Linked DNA regions of Homo sapiens: region 1 is linked to region 2. Evidence: chromatin loops called from intact Hi-C (ENCODE). Cell type or tissue: PC-3. All regions are shown on one strand. Each heading gives the region's core, and the rest is flanking DNA. Links, peaks and the distances in the headings are about the cores only.

Region 1 (2,917 bases), core at 220-2,719, 120 kb before region 2:
ATGGCTGAGACTTTTGTATAGGAATCTATCCCATGCTTAGCCTGCTGTTGCAACTTTGCACAGCACAGAACCCATAATTAGGTTGACCCTAAGGCTCATGGAAAGGCTACTAAGGTGAGTTGGGTGGCTGTAGTTCCTAGGCAGGCTTTTTAAAGAATGACTCTTTTGGTCATAGTTCTGCCTGGGCTAATCTGACCCCTCCAGCACTGTGCTTTCTCAGTCCCTCTCCCCACAGTGTTGCTTTCTCTCACTCGCACAAAGAACGCTGAAATGCTTACCAAGAGAAGCCCAGGAAGGAGCTTGCCAGATGTCATTCAACTGCCAATAAAGTGCCCCCATCGTGTGCCCTTGCTGATCCACTATCTCGCTGCGACTACGGCGGTAGAATTCAGTTTCTGTTTTGACACACTGGGCCTGCATCACCTGATTCAGGAAAACATTCATACACAGGTGTTATTGTTTGATGTAGACTGCCTAGATCTGAGAAAAATACAGGGTTTAGTTTTGTTTTGGGTTTTTTCTTTTTGGAGCAATTTGGATAAAATTAGGGAATTTAATTAGTATTAGGAATACATTATACTAGATCTGTAACTAGCCCCTTAGCATGAGAGAAGCTGTTGTCTGTAACAGTGGGTTTGTCTGGTAGACTTGGTGTTTCATTATGGTGACAATGGAAATAGGATGGTGTAAAAGGTTCTCTGCTAATGATAGTGTAGGCCGTAAAGAAAAACAAAGACTACTATTCCAGAGCAAATGCTATATATAGTCCAAAACTAGATTATTTTCACTGAAAAATTTTGCTAATACCTTCATAGCTATTTTTAAGAAAAACTTTTACTAGAAAAAATTCTATAAGAAAAATAACATTGTTATTATGAGTCTGATATTATCCAATCCCTAATTATTTTTTCTAGTCAAACAATTGTTTTGATGTCATGATTTTTGGTAATGTAAGATTTCTCATGAATGCAATTCCTTCGTTGTAGCAGAACAGATGGCAAATTGCAGCAATGAGACAAATGAATTTAGTTCTTGTTTAAGAGACACTAAAGAACTTCACACAGGACCCTTGATTACCGACACCATCATGGAAAAATCAGTCTCTTTTATCGCTGCCGTTACCGACACATATGAATCACATGCTCTTAGCCTGGAGTTGTGCTGAGGAGGGGCTCATGAATGGACCACTGAGGAGAACCCAGAGATGGTCAGAGCAGCGAGGATTTCAGAGAACAAGAAGGCCTTAGAATAGGGCTGGGGTTTTCACAGAGGAATAAAAAGAATGGTGCATATGGCCACCAAAAGACTAAGTCGAGACGCTTTCCCATAAAAGCAAAAAAGCTCAGATAAAGGTAGAACCTTTAAATAGAGGAAGGCTGACCAGTAAGGAAGTCATAGATGAGGTTATGACTTACATGAGTCACAGCCATCAAATTCCAGAACGGAAGCCAGAAGAAATTGTGGTCAGTCAATAAATATTTAATAAGAACCTGCAGGATATGTTACATACTGAGAATGGTGGGCACCCCTGCCAGAAAAAAATGATACAGCCCACCATATGGAGCTTATCAGCTTGTGTAGAAGACAGTCCTTCATCAAAGAATCACAGAAAGATACGTAATCATTAAACAGTACCAATGCTAAGTAGAAGAGGTATGCAATGTTACAAGCTCATATGGTGGGGCAATTGGGCAGAGCTGTAGAGTGAGGATTGGCCTAAAAGAAGAGGAATGGGAAAAAGAGAGAGGGCAGAACCTTCCAGAGAGGACAATACACCATTGGAGGAGGATGCCAGGTCAGCTAAGAACTGAAGGAAGGCCAAGAAGGCCTGAGCACAGGAAGCCGGGAGCAATGGAAGAGAAGCTGGTGAGAATTGCAGGGGCCAGACCCTGGAAGGCCACATGTTGAAGGTGTTGGTGTGCATCCTAAAGGCAAATGGAGGTCACAAAAGGCTTTTGAACTAAAGGGTGATGTGAGCAGATTTACATTTCCAAAAGATGACTGAGACTACTGAAGGAGGAAGGGCTTGCAAGGGGGCTAGAGTGGATTTAGGTAGACCATTTAGGCAAGAGATGGTTTTAGCTATGAGCAGACAAAGCAATGTCTTCTCATTCAGGAACCAGACCACTAGGACCACAGCAACAGTAGCTGGAAAAAATGTTCTAAAGCAAGAATCTCACAAAGCAAGCAGCATTGGTGCCACCTCAAAATGACCATGGCCCCTATAAACATTTGAGTTTTCAGTCTCTAAACTATATCAATTTTCAGCATTATCTGCAAGATATATTTATTTCTATATATCCATTCTAACATTAATCTCCTCACTATAAGTTATTTTTTCCTGGTTTAATAGGTAAAACTTATTAGTTCCTTAGAATTTTCAAAATTTGAAAAAATTTTAAATGCAAGTAGGATTCCTAACCCTCACTAGCAATGAAAAGAAAAGAGCACAAAGTGGCTCTATCTAGTAGCCTCTCTTACAGGAAATTAGCATGAAAGAGCATAACCAAGACTCTTTTGTGCTCCAGGCTCTGGCACAGTGCAGTACACTCCACACACAGATGGTACCATGCTAATAACATGGACCTGAATCTATCCAAACCAGTGGGTACCAGTCAAGGCTAATGAATGACACCTTTGTTCATAAAAATGCAGAAGGCTATTGCCCACTAAACTTCTTAAAGGGGTGTTGTACAATCCTAGTTCCCTGGAAAATCTCTAGAACTTCCCCTTCCCCTTTAAAAACTGTACCTATATTTACACATCCATGCATCCTTTCCTAAAAAGGGCAATCTTTACACATAAGAGGGATAAATGCTTAGTCATTTTCTAGGTTATCCAGTCCACTGTTAGCAGACAAATGAATTTTAGTTTTAAAAATATGCCTATTTGGCTGGGCGCGATAGCTCATGCCTGT
Region 2 (2,917 bases), core at 286-2,785:
ATAAACTATTTCAACCATTGTGGAAGACAGTGTGGCAATTCCTCAAGGATTTAGAACTAGAAATACCATTTGACCCAGCCATCCCATCACTGGGTATATACCCAAAGTATTATAAATCATGCTACTATAAAGACACATGCACATGTATGTTTACTGCAGCACTATTCACAATAGCAAAGACTTGTAACCAACCCAAATGTCCAACAATGATAGACTGGATTAAGAAAATGTGGCACATATACACCATGGAATACCTTGCAGCCATAAAAAAGGATGAGTTCATGTCCTTTGTAGGGACATGGATGAAGCTGCAAACCATCATTCTGAGCAAACTATCACAAGGACAGAAAACCAAACACCACATGCTCTCATTCATAGTGGGAATTGAACAATGAGAACACTTGGGCACAGGATGGGGAACATCACACACTGGGACCTGTCATGAGGTTGGGGGCTGGGGGAGGGATAGCATTAGGAGATATACCTAATGTAAATGAGGTTAACGGGTCAACGGGTGCAGCACACCAACATGGCACATGTATACATATGTAACAAACCTGCACGTTGTGCACATGTACCCTAGAACTTAAAGTATAACAAAAAAAGGGAAAAAATAAAAAATAAAAATAAATAAATATATAAAACTGTTGGGGGCATTAGTCACATGAACAGCTGTCAAAAAAAATAGTGGTTATCTCTGGGAGTGATGTTTCCAACCTTCTTCTTACTTATCTATATATTTTAATGTTGGCATACAGAGACTATCTAAAAAAAAAAAAAAAAAAAAAAAAGAAGCAGTTGCTTCAAAACTTACACCAGTGAGAAATTCCACAGAAAAGCTGAGAACATTCCTAACAAGGGTCCCTTTATGTATGCACTTAACATAACATATGGAAATTATTTAGTTTTCTGCCTCACTAAAGTGGCCTCCCACAAAATAGGAACTATAGTCTCACTCTCAATTTCTTTTTTTATTCCTAATGCCTATTACACTGTGTGGCATAATAGCAGGCTGAGGGCCAGGCACGGTGGCTCATGCCTGTAATTCCAGCACTTTGGAAGGCCGAGGCAGGTGGATGGCCTGAGGTTGGGAGTTCAAGACCAGCCTGACCAACATGGAGAAAGCTTGTCTCTACTAAAAGTACAAAATTAGCCAGGCATGGTGGCACATGCCTGTAATCCCAGCTACCTGGGAGACTGAGGCAGGAGAATCTCTTGAACCCAGGAGGCAGAGGTTGCGGTGAGCCGAGATAGTACCATTGCATTCCAGCCTGGGCAACAAGAGCGAAACTCCGTCTCAAAAAAAAAAAAATAGCAGGCTGAAGGAATAACTTTTCACAGAGAACCCAAAAGACTCTCTAAGAAACCAAAGGTTTAGATTCTGTACAGAAAACCCAGAGAATCACCTAGGAAATAGCCAAGACTAGCCACAGAATCTCTCACTAAATACAAATTTCATTTAACCAGCTCAGATAAAAAAAATCCTGGTATTTTCCTGCACCTCCCCCTTCTGTCTCCCAATCCATTAACAAATCCAACTGAAGAAATCCTCTTGTTTCTACATGTAAAACGTGTTCTCACAACCATTCTCACCATTTCACTGCCACCATGCTTGTCCAAGCCAGAAGTCATCTCTTGCCCATACATAGACCAGCAATAGTCCCCTGGTTGGTCTCCAGGCTTCCACTCTCCTGCACTGTAGCCTTCACACAACAGAGTGACCTTTAAAAAGGCAAATCTAATCATGCTACTCTAAGCTCAAAGCCTCCAATAACTTCCCATCACATGTAGAATAAAAGCCAAAGTGTTTCCTATGGCTCACAGCCTTTCATGATGTGCCCTAGACTTTGAACTCCTCTCCTACCCTCTGGTTCCCAGGTCTCCAGCCACACTGGCCTGCTGACTATTCCTGAAACTTGTCAAGCTCGTGCCTGCCTCAGGGCCTCTATCCTCCCCACTCCTGTGTTTTTCCTCTTTGCTGGAAATGCACTTCTCCTTAAAAGTGACCTTTTCAAACAGGTCTTTTTGTTTAGAAGTCACCTTATCAAAATACCTATCTTGAACCACTTTTTAAAAAATAGCAATGCTTTCCAACCAGCCTTCACTGTCTCTTCCTTTAACCTGCTCAATTTTTCTTCAGTGTGCCACCTGCCTTACATTATTTATTAATTTGGTATATATGTCTATCTCCTCCATTAGAATGTCCATTAGGGAAAGGACTTTGTTTTCTTTACCACTCGATTTCAAGTACTTAGAATAGTGCCTGCCACATTAGAGGTACAAAATAAATATGAGATAATTAACTAGGTGAATAGATAAATAAATGAATGATATCACCAAGATATGTTTCAAGTTCTTACACAAACACAATATTTGGCCCAGTGTCTACTATAAACGGTAGAATATTTCCTCAAGTCAACACCAAAAAGGGATGTTATAATAAAGCAGGTCGGACAACAGTCTCACATTACTGAATAACGATACTGATCTGATGTTGATGATTGCTTCTTTACTTTTTTTCTTTTTTTTTTTTTTTTGAGAGAGGGTGTCACTCTGTTGCCCAGGTTGGAGTACAGATCACGGCTCACTGCAGCCTCAACCTCCTGGGCTCAAACGATCCTCCCACCTCAGCCTCCCTCGTAGCTAGGACCACAGGTGTACGCCACCACGCCCAGTTAATTTTTTAATTTTTTGTAGAGACAGGGTCTCGCCAGTTGCCCAGACTGGTCTAAACTCCACCTACCTCTGCCTCCCAAGTGCTGGGATTATAGGCATGAGCCACTGTGCCCAGCCTGATGATTATTTTCAACAGGCCTTGTGTTTCCTAAGCCCCAAAAGCCTTCCCATTTCTCATTCCACTGCCATTTGAGACCCATGGCCACCTGATTGAAACCTCAAGGTTTTGCTAAGAATTTAT

What was found. A loop is a pair of places that touch in the nucleus more often than their neighbours do. Peaks named below come from ENCODE experiments on the same cell type or tissue, not always from the same donor. Only the 100,000 strongest peaks of a DNase experiment are listed, where the experiment ranks them.
Region 1: a loop joins it to region 2, with 2.8 times the contacts of the local background. A loop is called at or near these places in 6 of 110 quality-filtered maps.

What each region holds. Positions count from the first base shown.
Region 1 is chr4:102,639,435-102,642,351 of GRCh38, forward strand. MANBA (mannosidase beta) reads right to left here. Exons shown (of 17, transcript NM_005908.4): 14 at 279-423. Among named protein-coding and RNA genes, the nearest start is that of MANBA, 120 kb to the right of the region's middle. In PC-3, for the core only: no CTCF peak of the experiment used is centred there; a DNase peak (open chromatin) is centred at 1,437; H3K27ac peaks cover 1,217 bases.
Region 2 is chr4:102,756,031-102,758,947 of GRCh38, forward strand. All of the region lies in intron 1 of MANBA (mannosidase beta), which reads right to left. Among named protein-coding and RNA genes, the nearest start is that of MANBA, 3.5 kb to the right of the region's middle. In PC-3, for the core only: no CTCF peak of the experiment used is centred there; no DNase peak of the experiment used is centred there.